Regions from separate parts of the Homo sapiens genome. Here region 1 is linked to region 2. A link is an interaction called in ENCODE POLR2A ChIA-PET data of the cell type or tissue named here. Cell type or tissue: CD4-positive, alpha-beta T cell. All regions are shown on one strand. Links, peaks and the distances in the headings refer to the core of each region. The heading gives the core; the rest is flanking DNA. Region 1 has its middle 11 kb from the start of STK17B. Region 2 overlaps HECW2 (HECT, C2 and WW domain containing E3 ubiquitin protein ligase 2).

Evidence for each region. ChIA-PET counts read pairs that join two places held together with the same protein. Peaks named below come from ENCODE experiments on the same cell type or tissue, not always from the same donor. Only the 100,000 strongest peaks of a DNase experiment are listed, where the experiment ranks them.
Region 1: POLR2A ChIA-PET joins it to region 2 with 14 read pairs; 24 of 35 experiments call an interaction of 5 or more read pairs at or near these places.

Annotation. Positions count from the first base shown.
Region 1 is chr2:196,177,484-196,186,941 of GRCh38, forward strand. No RefSeq gene overlaps it. Among named protein-coding and RNA genes, the nearest start is that of STK17B, 11 kb to the left of the region's middle. RefSeq lists an enhancer at 9,211-9,260. In CD4-positive, alpha-beta T cell, for the core only: no CTCF peak of the experiment used is centred there; DNase peaks (open chromatin) are centred at 888, 5,028, 5,338, 6,558 and 1 weaker place; H3K4me3 peaks cover 203 bases; H3K27ac peaks cover 5,504 bases.
Region 2 is chr2:196,230,882-196,240,339 of GRCh38, forward strand. The region is part of intron 21 of HECW2 (HECT, C2 and WW domain containing E3 ubiquitin protein ligase 2); the gene reads right to left. Among named protein-coding and RNA genes, the nearest start is that of HECW2-AS1, 24 kb to the right of the region's middle. In CD4-positive, alpha-beta T cell, for the core only: no CTCF peak of the experiment used is centred there; DNase peaks (open chromatin) are centred at 3,150 and 3,970; H3K27ac peaks cover 3,798 bases.

The sequences.
Region 1 (9,458 bases), core at 738-8,737, 53 kb before region 2:
TTATCACAGCATTCCTGACATTGAGAATATTCAAAGATTCTTGAATCTTTTTAGTAGTTGGCCTTTCCTTTAGATTTATAGAGCAGCATTTCATGGCTTCACTTTTACCGAAGAATCAGTAAGTTCAGAGCTGTTCAGAAACCTTTAAAAGGTCACAGATTATGAGAGAATGGTTCTGTAATTTACCAGCTGTGAGATCTTGACCAGGTTAGAAAATCTCTGTGCCTCTATTTTTCATCTGTAAAATGGAGATAATATACTTGCCTCATAGTGTACATGGCAACAACAGTTCATAAATAATGAAACTGGCACTGTTCTAAATGTGTTGCTTATGTTAATTCATCTAATGCTCACATCCTCCTATGAGTTACAGTGCTATATTTTCCTCCTTTAAAGATAAGAAAACTAGCCAGGCACGGTGGCTCACACCTGTAATCCCAGCACTTTGGGAGGCCAAGGCAGGTAGATCATGAGGTCAGGAGATTGAGACCATTCTGGCTAACATGGTGAAACCCCATCTCTACTAAAATTACAAAAAAAAAAAAAAATTAGCTGGGCGTGGTGGTGGCTTCTGTAGTCCCAGCTACTCGGGAGGCTGAGCCAGGAGAATGGCGTGAACCGGGGAGGCAGAGCTTGCAGTGAGCCGAGATCACACCACTGCACTCCAGCCTGGGCAACAGAGTGAGACTCTATCTCAAAAAAAAAAAACAAAAACCAGAAAACTAAGGGACGTGGAAGTTATATACTTGCTCGCAGTCATTCAAGTCCATCCTCTACTACACAGACTTTTTTTTTTTTTTTTTGAGACAGGTTCTCACTCTGTCAACGAGGCTGGAGTGCAGTGGCACAATCTCAGCTCACTGCAACCCCTGCCCCCCAGGCTCAAGTGATTCTCGTGCCTCAGCCTCCTGAGTAGCTGGGACTACAGGCGTGCATTCCACACCCAGTTTTTGTTTTTTTTTTTTTTTTTTAGTAGTGACAGGGTTTCGCCATTTGCCCAGGCTGATCTCAAACTCCTGAGCTCAGGCAACCCCCCTTCCCCCAGCCTCCCAAAGTGTCAGGATTACAGGCGTGAGCCACCACACTCAGCCTACACAGACTTTTACTGTGTGGATATTTAATAACTAGCTACTAACAAAAGAGCACACCTTCTTGGGTGTTTTATTCATCTAGTTCCTGGAGTCCTTGTTCTTTTCAGCCTTTTGTTTCTTCTCATATCTACCATTCCAAAATTGCTTTATTGTTAAAATAACTTTTCAAGTATATAAAAAATGCAAAGGGAGAGGGCTCAGAGTTAGAGACATCTGGTCGAAACTCCTGTTTAGCTTAATATAGATACAGATGTTTACATATAGAAATATTTATAGGTTATGTGTATATACATGGGTTGACATACACATGTATAGCTCCTTGCTCTGTTAGCTGAGGGTGCCTAAAAAGTAATGACACCTCAGAAACAACAGCATGCTTAGCACTGAGGTCTTAGTCTCTAATATCATTCTCCAAGAAAAGGAATCAAAGCTCCTTGGAGAAATGGCTGCTTCTGTGACTGAGGATGGAAATATACAGATGGGCCTGAAGTATCTTGTAGTCCAGAAAGAAGGAAGTGCAAGCGAACACCACCATGCAATTATGGGGGCATTCAAAGAGAAGGGAACCAGGAGCCAACTACAAGAGCTCACAATGGCCAAAGCTAGGACAATTTGAGCAACACAAGAAATAAAGCAGTAGTAGACTATAACCCAAAGTATAAAATAAATGTCTATGAATTCATACTGACATAAATAAATGGTTGAAAGAATAGACAAATCTTCCATACAGAAGAAATATGAGCAATTTATGCAGATACTCCACCCTCAAGTCGGTGGAGCATAACTCCCCACTCCTTAAGTGTGGGCTGCCCATAGTGACTTTCTTCCAAAGACTGAAATATAGGAAGAGATGGGGAGAAAGCACCTTTAGGGTGGAGAAACCTGACGAAACCTACCTCAAGCCAGATGATCAAGGTTAAGGTCAGTAGTCATAAGTCATAAGTCATGATGTTATGTATCCTTAATATAACATGATAAGTATGATACTTTGCCTGTGTAGTCTTCCTCCCAAAAACCCACAATCCCAGTGCAACCATCAGAAAATCATTAGGCAAATCCCAGTTGAGGAACATTCTATAAAATACCTGACCTATACTCCTCAAAACTGTCAAGGCCATCCAAAACAAGGGAAGTCTGAGAAATAATTACAGCCAAGAGAGACCTGAGGAGATGTGACGACTAAGTGTAGTGTGGTATGCTGGGTGGGAACCTGGAATAGAAAAATGATGCTAGGCAAAAACTAAGGAAATCTTTATTTAATAATAATGTATTAATATTGGTTTATCAGTTGTGACAAATGCACCCTTGCTAATGTAAGATCCTATAATAAAAAGGGAAATTGGTTGGGTATGAATCTAAAACTGCTCTAAAATAAAAGGCTTTGTTTAGAAAAATGAATGAGTCTGCCATTGCTTTAAATATTCAAATTTAGAGAATGTAGAACTAATAAAATAATCAAAATATAGCCCTTCTATTATTTTTGCAGTCTATTAAAAACACCATTGTACCAGTAATTTGATGCAGGTTCAATCCAATATCAACCTCCAATCAAAATTTCCAAGTCAGATAAAAGTATATGTAATAGGAATCCAGAAAGAGATCCAGAAAATTGTGTTTCAATATTATGTATATCATCTGATTTTAATCACAAAGTGAATCTTTCATCTAGCATGTTGCCTGCCTCTCCTTTAATTTCTAATATGGTAAGTATTGAGCATACTAACCATGTCCTATGGACTATACTTACTAGATTACCATATTTACCATTACTTATCTACGTAGATATAACCTGCATCAACCAAAACTCTTTGAGGTCCTGAGTAATATTTGAGTGTAGAAGTTTGAGAACCAAACAGCTTGAGAACCACTATTCTCATCATAGTGACCGATTTCAAGTCTTTCAAGACTGGGACATTTGTTACTCTATGGCCACCCTGTATCTTAACCCCATCAGTGTTTAGAGAATTCCTCACCTTTTGAGTCCATGACAGTGAAAGTGACAAATATACTCCTTGTAGCTTGGGAGGAACAATTACCTTAGGTTCTATCAACCAATCACACATATGCACTTGAACCTTTGAATCTGGAGCTAGTAAGTCTGGGCCATGAAGAATGCTGAGACGGAAGGAGCAATCAGGCCCTGGAAGCAGCAGGTCTAGTGGCATCTCCAGTGTCCACGGCACAAGCTGCAGTGTAGAATCCTGAGTTTGGGCAATAGTGTCGTCATCTTCCCCTGAACAATCCACAGACATGACTTTGGATGTTTTTCCTAGTTATCTTGTCCTAACTTTGGTTCTCCAGCCTGGATCTCCTTTCTATGAACTACTCAATATCCTTTAAATACATTGTTTTTCAGCTTCAGATATCCAGAGATGTTTAGTTGCTTGCAATTAAGAACTCTGACTGGTCCTATGAAAAACTGATTTCTTAGTTAGCTTCTGTGGTTATATATTTTGACCACTTTTATATTAATCAGCCTTTCTGAAATTCTACAAATAAACCATGGTTAACCAAAATAAAAAGAAAGCAAAATAAATGTACCCTTTGTTTTATCTGCCATAGAAAACGAACAACAGCCAGGCACGGTGGCTCATGCCTGTAATCCCAGCATTTTGGGAGGCTGAGGCAGGAGGATCACTTGAGGCCAGGAGTTTGAGACCAGCCTGGGCAACATGGTGAAACTGTCTCTACAAAAATAAATAAATAAATAAATAAATAAATAAATTAGGCAGGCATGGTGGCATGCGCCTGTAGTCCTAGCTACTCAGGAGGCTGAAGAAGGGGGACTGCTTGAGCTCTGGAGTTCAAAGTTGCAGTGAGCTATAATTGTGCCGTTGCACTCCAGCCTGGGCAACCCTGTTTAAAAAAAAAAAAAAAAAGAAAAAAAGAAAACAAACAACAACACAAATAAGTTAAAACATCTAGCTTTTTGAAAGATGAAAAAAAATGTTGGCCTTCTACTCTGGCTATACATTTTTACTTAGACTTTGGAATTGTGATCCAACTTTCAACAAGCAGAGTGTAAGATTTTCATTGTATTACTTCCCAGCTGTGCAATTTCTATAAAATGGGCAAGAGGCTCTGAAGAGAATGCCTGGTGACGCCATGCCATGTGCTTAGTTCATTATAAATCATTTCAAGTACCTCCAGCCTCGCTGAGCCAGTCAAAACAGAAATCTTCTAACGCATTTGAGAGAATCTTGTTTTATAGAGTGCTTAAGAGAGGCATGAAAAGCATACTAGATTTCAAATGTACCAAATTATCCAGAAAGGATTTTGGAACTGGTTCCTATTAGGTTACTTTTCATTATTATTTAATACGACATATAAAATATAACGCTTTTCTGTTTGAGCTGCTAGTGCCTGGAATGGTTCTGCCTTCTACAATTTCGCAAGCAAATTTTAACGCATTTCTATTCTAGTCTAGTTACTACCTTATTGCTAGACATCAAAAGTGAAAAGTGTGCAGGTCAGTTGGGCCCTTCAGATCTTTCCATTTCATGCTAACTCGAATTATTAGGGACTTAAATTAATTTTGACTAGAAAAAGCATCTTCTTCTACAGTTGAAATACTACCACAGATGAAGGATTCTTTGAAGCAGCGTCTTGAAATAATTTAGGGAAAACGTACAAGGTGAGCAACCCATTGCTATTTCCTCTCATCTCCAATTTCCACAGTTAACTTCTCAGCAGAAAGGCTTGTGTATAGTAGAAATCCACAGACAAGCATAAATTAGTACACCCCACCTTGAGAACAGGTTGAGAAATTTAAAAACTGGCACATGGAATGACCATTGTTAAGCTATTTCTTGCAAGCCTAAACTACAGATGCACCTTTTAAAATATGAGATGTTTGAGCACTTGACAGATGATTATCTTGGTCTACTTGAGAGAAGTTCCACAGGCATAAAATCAGTTGTCTTTATTTCTTCCTGTCTCTCACCCAGGCCTTTTTTTTTTCTTCCTGCTAAGAACAGGAAATTGCAGAAATAAAGATTTGATCAGTCGCCATTAATTCAGTAAGCTTTGTTTAGTTTAACCTAAGCTAACAGCACATTTATAATTTGCCCAAATAAATCACACAAATTATCAGAATAGGCTAGTTTTGTATATAATTATCTCTTAATCACCAGTCCTTGCGTTCTTCTTCTCATTAAGCCTGTCTCTGAGGAGGTTGTCCTTTCACAGTAAAAATAGGCAATACCTTTGAGACACTTTCTGTTACTCATTGACCTAGAAAAATCCCCTCTAGTAGCTCAGTCCTGAGTAGGTCTGAAAGCTTCTGGGTCAATCACACATGCTGAATGTGGCACAGGATATATTAATATTAATAACACTTGATGTCTGTACAGCATTTTAGTCAATATAGAGCTTTCACATGCAATGACTTATCTGAGCCTCAACAGTCTGGGGATTACTGTTAGCAAAGCTAGTGTTATCCCATTTTACAGATGAGAACAGAGGTCGTGAGAGTGACTTGTCCATCAGAGGTCAGGGTTCAGTCTAGGGCTGAAGACTGTGGGCTCTTTCGAGTGACCCCTAACAGAGAAGACTCTCCAGAGAGCACACTTACCTGAGACATGCTTTCTCTTTTCTCTCACCCCACCCCTTGCCTGAAGCATTATAGGAGCCCTATGACAGATCAGCTGCGAACAATGCAGAAGAAAGGGAAACATAATTTTTCTGGAGGACCCAAAGTCCAGATGGCAAGCCAGACCAAGCCCCACGGCTGTCTTACCTGCAGGTGTGTGCAGCACCAGAAGCCCCAAAACAGTGTTCACATCTCCCCATCTGGCCGGGCCACACTCACTCCCTGCTGTGGCCCAGATTGCCTGAGGAGGTTTCAGGTGGGGATTTAGGAAAATCAAGAATGATTTGCCACCTAAAGTAATAAGATTTAGCACAGAACTAAGAATTGCAAACCAAGAGCTAAGGTTAGAGGAAGATATTTAAGAGAAAGAAATGTACTTGCTGTTTTTAAAAGTTGACATTTCTGTAGTAAGAATGAAGAACTAAGAGTACAAATAATTAATTGTTTTTACAGTGAAATGACACAGAGGAATGTTCTAAGTAAAGCGGGGCAATACATTTATACGCAAGGTGCAATGTATCCGTCATTTTATTTAATTCTTGGAACACAACCTTGAATGGTTATTCTCACTTCTCAGATGAGGAAACCCAGGCTTACAGAGTTTGAGTGACTTACTTAAGGCCATATAGGGAGTGAGTGAAGACAAAATTTGAACTCAGATTACAAATCCCATTTCTTTTCAGGATACTGCACTACAATCCAAGTACAGCTTACCTGTTCTCACTTTTATTTTCCATTATGTCCCATCTCTGTAACTCATTATTCAAATAAGTTTATATTATTATAGTGGGAACCTACTTATCTGGTTATCTAACTTCTAAGGAACAGGAAGTAGGTCAAAACTCTTCTGAGAAACATAATAGATGTTACAACGTTCACATGTGAGAAGATTCTCCTTGGCAGCCATTCTGTCTTTCAAGTATACGCTGTAATTATTTTGGATGTTTATAGGACTGCAATGATAGGATACTGTGGGAGCTTTCCCTCTGATCTTCCAATGACTGGCTGCTCTTCCAACTTCAGTTCTCATCTTAAATGTTACATCCTCTGAGAGGCTTTCTCCATCCCTTGCTGCTCCCTGTTCTTTATAGCACTTTTTATAACCATTGGTAATTATGGACTTATTTGTTTATTGCCCATCTTCCCCATGACATTGTAAACTCCCCAAAGGCAGGAAACATGGCTGCTTTATTCAGCAGTGTTTCCTAGCACTTATGGTACCTGGCACAAAGTATGGTAAGTGTTCATGGGATGGATGAAAGAATGGACAAAGGGACATGCAGAAATATGTGGTTTTGTCGTCTGACCTAGGGAAGACTGGATTACGTTTTGAGCTAGGGTAGCTCAATCACCCTTTCCATATAAATAGCCTTGAGATTTGGTGGCCTCCCAAAGACAATAGACAGGAGCTATGAAGCCAGTCCACTGGGACAGGAGGAGGAAGGAAAGTAACATCTACTGAGCCCTTAACAAGTACAAAGCAATGAACTATTAGAAGTAATGGTGGCTGGGTGCGGTGGCTCAATGGTGGCTCATGCCTGTAATCCTAGCACTTTGGGAGGCCAAAGCAGGTGGATCATGAGGTCAGGAGTTCAGGACCTGCCTGGCCAAGATGGTGAAACCCCGTCTTCACTAAAAATACAAAAATTAGCCAGGTGCAGTGGCAGGTGCCTGTAATCCCAGCTACTCGGGAGGCTGAGGTAGGAGAATCACTTGAACCCCAGTGGCAGAGGTTGCAGTGAGCCAAGATTGTGCCACTGCACTTCAGCCTGGGTGATACAGTGAGACTCCGTCTCAAAAAAAAGTAATGGTAAAACCCACAATTACTCTTGCACCAACCTAATAGCTGTACATGGACTTATTTAACATAAAAAGCACTGCAGGAGAAAGAAAAACACCTATTTTACAAATGAAAAAAGTGAGACTTACACTGGTGAGGTTGCCCAACGTCACCCAACAAAGTGGCAGAACCAGGATATGAAGTGCAGAACCAGGATATGAAGTTAATCTGTCACTTTTTTTTTTTTTTAATAAAGCAAATTTGGCCAGGCACAGTGACTCACACCTGTAATCTCAGAACTTTGGGAGGCCAAGGTGGGAGGATCGCTTGAGCTCAGGAGTTCAAGACCAGATTGGGTAACATGGCAAAACCCCATCTCTACAAAAAATACAAAAATTAACTGGGCATGGAGGTGCACCTGTGGTCCCAGCTACTCAGGAGGCAGAGTTGAGAGGATCACTTGAGCCCAGGAGGTCAAGGCTACAGTGAGCCATGATCACACCACTGCGCTCCAGCATGGGTGACAGAGTGAGACCCTGTCTTAAAAAGAAGCAAATTTACTTTAAAATGTTTGTCTTTTTTTATTGACCCATAACTTACATACAAGAGGTGCTTATATTTTAAGTATGCAGTTGATAACAAATATGCATACACCCTTGTACCACCACCCAAATCAAGAAATAGTACACTTCTGGCCATGGAGAAGTCCTCCCCAATTCCAGTATCTCCATGGTAAGCACGGTTTTGACTTCTATGATCACCAGCTCCTGTTGCCTGTTTTTAAAGTTCACATGATGGAACCTTAACGGTGTGCCCTCTTTGCGTTAGGACTCTTTTTTTTTTTCTTTTTTGACAGATTCTCGCTGTGTCACCCAGGCTGGAGTGTAGTGGTGCTATCTCAGCTCACTGCAACCTCTGCCTCCTGGGTTCAAGCGATTCTCCTGCCTCAGCCTCCCAAGTAGCTGGGACTATAGAAGCCCGCCACCATGCCCAGCTTTTTTTTTTTATTTTTTATGTTTTTGTAGTTTTAGTAGAGATGGGGTTTCACTATGTTGGCCAGGCTGGTCTTGAACTCCTAACCTCATGATCCACCCGCCTTGGCCTCCCAAAGTGCCGGGATTACAGGCGTGAGTCACTGTGCTCGGCTGTGTTAGGACTCTTTTGTCTGTGGATTCATCTACGTTGTTGCTTGCAGCAGCAATTGATCTTTTTCATCGCCGAGTTATATTATCATGAATTACTATAATCACAATCTATTCTACTATTGACAGACATTTGCATTGTTTTCAGTTTTATTAATAAAGTGCTATGAAACAAATCCTGAACATTTGTTTTGGTGGACATAAGCACTCATTTCTGTTGGGTACACACTCGGAAACTGGAATTGCTAGTCATGGTGTGCATATATTTGGCTGTAATTGATGCTGCTAAACAGTTTATCAAAGTGGTTACATCAATTTACACTCCTACCAGTAATGCAGAGAATTCCCATTGCTCCATATCCTTGATAGGTGTTAACTATCATCAGTTCTTTTCATTTGAGTCACTCTGGTGAAGATAAGCGATGCTTTTATAAACTATGCATGGCACCTCTGAATGGGTTATAAGCCCTCAGAAGAGGAAAGATCAAGAGTTTGCTTCTGGCTCTTACATGAATCTGACTTGATACTACTCCCTGGTCTCAAGAAAATGAGGCTTACATTTCTGGCCACCTACTAGGTGAAGTGGAGCCTCCCCAAAGAATAGAAATAGACTAACAACTGGCTCACAAATGCAATTAACACAAATAGAGAAATGGGTCAGAGCCAAGGGCAAGACTTTCACCTCTTTGGTCAGAACCACAGAGACCTCCAACAGAGGGGTGAACAAAGCCTCGTCAAAGTCAGTCCACCTTTTGAACTGGACTATTAGAGCAGAACTAGTTTGAAGTTAGTGAGGAAGTGCCTGCCTCATGTAGAGGGTCAGACAACTGTCACTACAGTTATTGTATTTTGAG
Region 2 (9,458 bases), core at 424-8,423:
TCACGAGGTCAGGAGATTGAGACCATCCTGGCCAACATGGTGAAACCCCGTCTCTACTAAAAATACAAAAAATTAGCTGGGTGTGGTGGCGCATGCCTGTAATCCCAGCTACTCGAGAGGCTGAGGCAGGAGAATCACTTGAACCAGGGAGTCAGAGGTTGCAGATGGCGCCTCTGCACTCCAGCCTGGCGACAGAGCAGGACTCCGTCTCAAAAAAAAAAAAAAAAAAAAAAAAGGCCTTAACACTAGACCATACTTTTCCCGATTAAAATTTCACTTTTTGAGACTTAGTCCCCTGTGTCTTTTAGAAACAGAGCATGCCCGTGGTCAAAGTCATCTTAGAAGTCATTTTGTCCAATGCCATCATTTTATAGAGACGACTAAGGCCGAAAGAGATCACTGACTTGTATCACATGAAAACTGCAAATGGAAGAACCAGCAGGCCTTGGGGTCTTCAGGCAGGTGCCCTGACCCCAAGTTTAATGCTTGTTACTTCTTACAGCCTACCCTTCAGCCAATTTTAAATGTTCATCAAGACTAAAAAAATACTGCTAATAGAGTAGCGGTTGGCAAACCTGCAGGTCCAATCTGCCCCACCCTCTGGTTTGTAAATAAAGTGTTACTGGAACACAGCTGTGCCCATTTATGTATTGATGTTGTCCGCTTTCCTGCTACAAGGGCAGAGTTGAGTAGGTGCCATAGAGGTTTGACTGGTGAAATCCCAAATATTTACCACCTAGCCCTTTACAGGAAAATTTTGCTAACCTCTGTTACAAAAGAAAGAAAATAGGAGGAAAATACTACTTGTTAAAATATCTAGCTTATGGGCGGGGGCAGTGGCTCACGCCTGTAATCCCATCACTTTGGGAGGCTGAGGCAGACGGATCACAAGGTCAGGACCATCGAGACCATCCTGGCTAACATGGTGAAACCCCGTCTCTACTAAAAATACAAAAAATTAGCAGAATGTGGTGGTGGGCGCCTGTAGTCCCAGCTACTTGGGAGGCTGAGGCAGGAGAATGGCGTGAACCCAGGAGGCAGAGCTTGCAGTGAGCAGAGATCGCGCCACTGCACTCCAGCCTGGGTGACAGTGAGAGAGACTTTGTATCAAATAAAAAAAAAATCTAGCTTACAATATCCTAGGGTGTACGCAACCTCAAGGAGTGGGTAGAATACTAAGTGTGAGGCACAGAGTGAGCACCCGTCAGCCATGGTCATTCTCTGTGAGGCTTTCAGACACAATAGAGCATACAATGGATAAGGTCGGAGACAGCTGAAACATGAGGCAAATACTTCAGGAGTCAGTTTTCTTACAGACAACTGGTAAAAGTAAAATGGGATTTTGCCTGCTTAAAATTAAACTGTGGCATTCAGTTAGAAGTATCAGGGTTTCTTTAAGCTTTACCTCTGAGTATTTTAATAATACTGCACTTATAGAGTGCATTACAATTATCTGTCTATGTGCCTGCCTCCCCTATACATACATACTAGTCTGTAACTACACTGGGGCAGGGACCATGTTTTACTCATTTTTATATCTGTACCTAGCCTGATACACAGTGGGGGCTCAATATATATTGTTGAATCAATGAGTGGAGCTCTTTGATGCTTTCTAAAGAAAAATCAACATTGCTTACATTGTTATTTGGTATCTAGCAGATTTGCACATTTGCCTTTGAGTGGTATATTGATTCAATGACATGAACAGGTTATACCAATCCCTGAAAGGTTGCTCAATTTGAAAACATTGTCAGAAATCATCAAGTAAATTATGCTTAGAAAGTTTAACATGTAATATCTTCTCAGGTGGTAAAGTTTGCTAAAACAACAAAGACTGACCTCACTGATTAGTTCCCTTTTTATGATGATAGCTGAATCTGGCTGAAGATGAGATGAATGTTCCCTGAGGAATTAAACTGAAAATGAAAAGTCTTGTTTTCCCAAGCAAAAACAGAGCTAACAGTTAGTTCCTCTAGGAGAAAATGTGTCTTCAACTGGTCAAGTTTTTATCTGCTGACTTTTAACTCTAGAAGCACTGATGGAGTCACCTCTAAAGCCAAAATAGTCTTAAACTTTGATTTGATTATAATCCAAAGCTTAGAACTGCCTATCTGAGAGCAGGTTGTAGATTACAATTTATAAATAAGCCTAGCTAACTCAGTAAAACATGTCACAGCAGGGTACATCATGCCTTTGCTTCCTGTAATGTCTTAGCAACTTCTTTCATATAAATAGTTAATATGACTCATATCACAGGGATTGTCTGTTACATTCCTGTTTTGCCAGTTAGGTTGGTTCCACAGCTAAAGGCTTGGCACGGAAATATAAAAACTCTGGACGACGGGTGTGTAGCCGCACAACAGCTGCATCTGAGGGCATTTCCGAATAAGCACAGATGTCTCCAGGGTGGCCATGTAGTCTGGAGCCCCAAGTGCTGATAGAGCATTTTAAATATCATCACATGGCTGGGTTGGCACTCCACCCAAGTTGTCAGTGGCACCCAAAATTTGTTAAAATAACAAATTTTATTCTCCCATTCTTTATTTTCAACTAAGAATTACTGAAAACTAAGTATTCTAATGAAAGCAGACTATAAAATGAAAGAAGATGATGGCCTTGGGAAGTCACACCATTTCCTACAAGTTGGTTCAGGCACACATGGCCTACACACCTTCTGATTCACCCTCAGATATTTATAGCAGCAAGGTGTTAGTTCTTGAGCCAATTAAGAAAGCCTGGTAGGTGAGTAAGGTATTTTGATATGATAAACAAAGTCTTACCAGGTGCTACCAAACCAAAGCCTAGATACAGAAGCATCCTTCTTTAGAAAGGTTTGGGTAATTTAGGTTATCCTGTGAATGTCTCTTTTTGGAAGAAAAAAAGGGAACACCATAAAGTGTACCTTGAAGCTTCACAGATTTCTGAGAAATTAATGACCAAGCTCAGGGCCTCAAACAGCTTCTAGTGAGGATCTGACCAGTCATATGTAAGAACTGGTTGGTTACTTTATAAGCAGAGACTGAAGAAAACTCCTTCAGATCTCATCCTCCCTAGTTGCTTTCATTTGCCTGTCTCAGGGGAGTTACAGAAAGCTCAAAAGGAAGATATTACAGGAAGTTCTTAAACTCCCAAACTAAAACTGCTTGTACACATCTCCACCCCAGTCAAAGTGTGGCTCTGCAAGACATGATTGATGTCATATTGATGGCACCTCACACATAATAAACTCATTCTTTCTTAAGAAAGGTGCCTTTTACAGGGTTGGCCATGGAGAAAAAGAGGCAGGGCAATCACAGTGTAAACCTCCTCTCTTTACGCAGGCCACTATTTCTTTAATGTTTTGGGTATTAAGAAATTAGTGGCCCCACGCCTTATCAGAACACAACAGTCTAATCCAGTTTTTTTTTTTTTTTAAAGAGACAGGGTGACAGGGTTTTGCTCTGTCACCCAGGCTGGAGTACAGTGGCACAATCGTAGCTCACTGTAACCTTGAGCTCCTGGACTCAAGCGATCCTCCTGCCTCAGCCTCCCAAGTATCTAGGACTACAGACACAAGCCATCACAACCAGCTAATTATTTATTTATTTATTTTTTATAGAAATGGGGTCTCACTATGTTGCCCAATCTAGTTTGGAACTCCTCGCCTGAAGCAATACTCCCACCTTGGCCTCCCAAAGTGCTGGGATTATAGGTATGAGCCACCATGCCTAGCATCTAGGTAACTTTTTAAATCATATAACTTTAGTTGCTAGGACTTTTAATTCAAAAGAAAATAATACACTGGAGAATGTGCAGTATAATAATAGAGCTGGAAAATACGTAGAATAATTCACTGGAGAATATGTAGTATTTCATTGACCTCAACCCTAGAGAAGCAACTTCTTAGTAGACTGATGCCCAGCAGAAATAGGCAACCCCTGCGTGCAATTTCACGCCACATTCAGTCAAGATGACTCAGTTTTCAGCCACTCCACCACTGCCGATCTCCCTTCCCCACAACTTTGCAAAGGCAGATAACCAGATTAAGTTGTGTGGAAATTTTCATGACTAAAGCAAAACCTCCAGCTCTAACCAAATTAAATCACTAGTTACAAGATAGGGCTTAGAAACTACCTACTTTTTGTAAAAAGCCAAAGCATAATATAAAATGTGATCTTAGTTGGTGATGAACTAATCAACTAAAGTATTTGTATTTATAGACTCTAGGATTATTTTTGTATTTTTTTTTTGTTTTTAGACCCAGTCTCGCTCTGTCGCCCAGGCTGGAGTGCAGTGGTGTGATCTCAGCTCACTGCAAGCTCTGCCTCCCAGGTTCAAGCAATTCTCCTGCCTCAGCCACCCTAGAAGCTGGGAGTACAGGCACTCACCACCATGCCCAGCTAATTTTTTTGTATTTTTATTAGAGACGGGGTTTCACCATGAGTTAGCCAGGATGGTCTCAATCTCCTGACCTCGTGATCTGCCTGCCTCAGCCTCCCAAAGTGCTGGGATTACAGGTGTGAGCCACCACGCCTGGCCTTATTTTTGTATTTCTAAATTGAATACATACATCTCTAGTATTGTGGGGCTAATTCTACCTTGCATGGAATTTGCAGCCATCCTGTAAATTTCTGACTATAAATTTTCCCATCATTTCTCTTGACTCAACTATTCTATTTTAGGAACAATTTATATATCATGTTTCAGATGTATGCAAATAAAGAAAGTGGAGCTGAAATCTCTCTGCTCATTCACACCTTTTTTGGAGCACAGGTAGATGCATTATTCTTTTTTTTTTTTTTTTTTTTTTTTTGAGATGGAGTCTCGCTCTGTCGCCCTGGCTGGAGTGCAGTGGCGTGATCTCGGCTCACTGCAAGCTCCGCCTCCTGGGTTCACGCCATTCTCCTGCCTCAGCCTCCCGAGTAGCTGGGGACTACAGGCACCCGCCACCATGCCCGGCTAATTTTTTTTGTATTTTTAGTAGAGATGGGGTTTCACCGTGCTAGCCAGGATGGTCTCGATCTTCTGACCTGTGATCTGCTCGCCTTGGCCTCCCAAGGTGCTGGCATTACAGGCATGAGCCACTGTGCCCGGCCGATGCGTTATTCTTTAAAATAAACTCCCTTTTCTTTATGCTTTAGCTAATCTACTGTAAATAAAGACTTTGATGGTGACAGGTAAAATATAATCACTGAAATGATATCAATATGAATTGCAAAGTATTAGTCCCTCATAGACAACACAGTTGACATAAGCAACACAAAATAATACTTTATATATACCAATGCCACTACTAATTTGGACTTCCCACAGAATTAACCCCATATATACACTTATTACTCTAATGACCTCAAGTGCAGACAGAGGCATATACATACCAAAATTTACCCTGGGGGCTGTCATTTATCAGATAACAAGGAAACAAATTGTCCAGGGAAACATTTCCTAAATCTCCCCGAATCCTGACTGCATATTTTCTTTTAATAAATGTTTTGTTTTAGAATAGGTTTTAACTTACAGAAAGATTGCAAGGATAAAACAGAGAGTTCTTGTACACCTCACACACAGATTAACATCTTACATTAGTATAATACATTTGTTATAATTAATAAACCAATATTGATACACTATTATTAGCTAAAATCCATACTTTATCTACATTTCCCTAGTTTCTACCTAATGTCCCTTATCTGTTCCATGATCCCATACAGGAAACCACATTACATTTAATTGTCATGTCTCCCTCTTGGCTATGACAGTTTCTCAGGCTCCTCTGGTCTTTGATGACCTTGGGAGTATTAAAGAGTACTGGTAAGGTATCTTGTACAATGTCTCTCAGTTGGGATTTTGTCTAACATTTTTCTCATGGTTGGACTAGCATTATGTGTTCGGGAGGAAGACCACAGAGGTAAAGTGCCACCCTCACGCATCATACCGAGGGTACATATTATCAACATGACTTGTGGCTATTGATGTTGACCTTGATCACCTGACTGCCATAGTGTTTGTCAGGTTTCTCTACTGTGAAGTTACTTTGTTCCCCCTCTTTCCATACTATACTATTTGGAATAAAGTCACTATGCACATTCCATACCTAGAGTAGAGAGTTATGCTGATTGTATGGAAATATTCTGCAAAATAGATTTTTTCTTTTTTAGTGAAACCTTTCACCAGCTACAACATAACAGAGTTTCTTTCAGTCTAATTGGGCCAAATTACATCATGTGCCTACCCCAGACCTACAGCAGTTTCTGAAGGGCATATTTTCTACTGTTTGCCTTAAACAAATTGATATCTACCTTGAGAGCAGTGATTCTTTTTTTTTAAATTGTTATTCTTGTTTATTTCAATAGATTTGTGGGGAACAGGTGGTGTTTGGTTATACGAGTAAGTTCTTTAGTGGTGATTTCTGAGATTTTGGTGCACCATCACCTGAGCAGTGTACACTGTATCCAATGTGTAGTCTTTTATCCCTTGCCACCCCCAACTCTTTCCCCCAAGTCCCAAAAGTTCAATGTATCATTCTTATGCTTTTGTGTCCTCATAGCTTAGCTCCTACATATGAGTGAGAATGTAAGATATTTGGTTTTCCATTCTTGAGTTACTTCACTTAGAATAATGGTCTCCAATTCCATCCAGGTTGCTGTGAATGTCATTATTTCGTTCCTTTTTATGGTTGAGTAGTATTCCATGGTGTATATATATACCATGTTGGCTCTATCCACTCATTGATTGATGGACTTTTGGGCTGGTTCCATATTTTGCAAAAGATATTTTTCTACTTTTCTATTCTTCCCCATTTATTTATGTATTCAACCATGTATTTATATCAGTATGGTTATTTATTTTATACTTTGGTTTATAATCAATAGCCTTGTATTTATTTTGTTGCTCAAATTATCTCAGCTTTGTCCATTGGGAACTCTTTCAGTTGGCTCCTGGGTTTTTTCAACATACCCCACGACTGGGATTTTTGAGGATTTCTTTAATCTCTGGCAGACACCAAAAGATGCTTCGGGCTGCATCTTGTATATTTCCTGCTTAGTGTTAGAATCAGCCATTTCTCTAAAAACCTTGATTCTTAGATCTGGGTGCCAGATACATGTGTTTTTAAATGCTCATTACTAGACCCAGACATGAAGAACTTACAAAATGATACATTTTGAGGGGATTAGAATTGGTAAAGAGAAAGTAACAGAAAACCTCCATACAAAACAAATTAGCTGGGCGTGGTGGCATGTGCCTGTAGTTCCAGCTACTCAGGAGGCTGAGGCAGGAGAATCACTTGAACCCAGGAGGCGGAGGCTGCAGTGAGCCAAGATCATGCCACTGCACTCCAGCCTGGGCAGCAGAGTTAGACTCTGTCTCAAAAAACAAAACAAAACAAAACAAAAAAACAGAAAACCTCCAGCTCCATTTTTATAGTTCAATGGAAAATTTGGGTCGCTCTTCCCTTTGGGTATGTATTATAATCCAGAAAAAAAGTTAGGGTTGTTCATTTTCATGTGATAGAGTCAGTGTGTTTGAGAAGGTGGCAAAGGCTAAAAGAGCTCCTTACTTTTATGTAGCTCAAGGTTTCTTTCTTTCTTTCTTTCTTTCTTTATTTTTTTTAGCTTTCTATTTTTCCAGCACAATTACTGTTTTCATCTCTCAAAAACAGCATATGTATCCTCGGTACCTCAATAGCAAATTAAAGTCTATATCTAATAATTTATGATACTGACCTGACAAAGTCATGAGTCCAGAAATCCAGCTTCAATAAACCATATGCAGAGTGAACAGATTAAGAAATTGTCCCTGCTAACTGAGCTCACAGCTTAGAACATCCTCTCCCTTGTTTTCCCTCCGATGTCACAGGAAGGAGACAGATGATGGAGGCAGGAAGCATTTGGACATCAATGTAATGTAATCAAATACAGAGGCATCAAGCCCCACTCACCCTGGACCTCCTCCTAGGAACTAATGTCATTAATCCACACCATGAGGAGACTGCTTTAGGAAAACCAGTCATGATAAACGTCTGTTCTATTCAAACTTAAATATCAGTGCTTCCAAAGACTCTTCCCTATATCTTTGAGATCTCAACAAACTCTGGTCCAACAATGAAGGGAGGCAGCTGGAGTTCTGGGGGAGGAAAAGTATTCTCATCCAAACCAGACTGATTATGTAAGGAAATACTTGGAATCTCATGCATACTGGTGATTAGGCTAACATTTGCCTTCATTTTCAACTGTGCACCTTCATCTTTAAGCCAACTAACACAAGTGAGAAGTCCACTTATGCACATCAGCAATGAAAGGCTCAGATCTCATGCAAACTTCTGTACAAATTTTGTCATGTCATAGTGTGTTTGCACATACTACTTTACCTTAATGTAGGAATAGCTGGGAGACTACACAGCACTGCATGTGACAAGAGCGGAAGTTATCAGTCATTAGCTGGAATGGGCAAAATGTCCAGAGATAGGAAAAAATTCAGATGGGCTGGAGTGCAGGAGTTTTGCTTAGGTCCCAGAGCTAGTCCAAGAGTACCAGATGAAAGACAAACGGCCTGAATTTGAATCCTGATTTTTCTATTCCCTAGTTCCATCAGCAGATGCAAATTATTTTATAGTTTGGAGTCATTATTTCATCCACTGTGTACTGAATGGCTGAATTTGTTCAATATCACTAATATGATTCCATAATCTAATATACTTTATTCCCAGGCATGACTGAGAGGGATAGCCTTAAAATGATCCAAATCAACAAGAGCCACAGAGAACACAATCAGACAATTGTATGGTATTAGAAAAATTCCCTCTAGCAGCTGCTGAGTTATGAAGAAGATGTTGAGACTTGAACCCAGACCTGAAATGAGGAAGAAGGGGTCTGGGAGGGATGACAGCTGGCCTCTTCTAATGTGATGTGTAATAACAGTTATGTCTATTTGGGCACAACAGACACTGTGTAGGAGTCTTCCCCGCTTCATTTCCTAACCCTTATCTTGACGAGCACACTCATGGAAGAGTCATGGAAGGCGGGACATGTTTGTTTATGTTAGGTAGTAATGTTGGTAGGTGTGCTGCCTTCCCAAGGGAAGAGAAAAACTGGAGGCAGAGAAATAAGAGCCAAGGCCCAAGAGTTACTTCTGTGGAGGCTTCTGGGTAGAACAGCAAGATTCTAATTCATGTTTCTGAAACTGAACTTATTTAATAGAGGAAGCACGTTCTACCTAGCCCTGCAGGGTAGAAAATAAGATCACAGATCACAAAGGAATTGCATAAATGCAATTCCTTGTTTTTTTTCCTTGTAAAGCCTTACTTTTTCCCTTTAAGAGAAAGAGAGGTCCGGAGAGAAGAAACTGAACTAGGCTTCTGTTCTCAAAAATGATCTAAAGCTACAAGTTTTTACTAAAGGATTTCTATGTCAAGTGATTTAAAAGCCAGAGGAGACCTTTAAAAAAAAAAAAGCCCAAAGGTTTAAGTGTATGAGAACAGC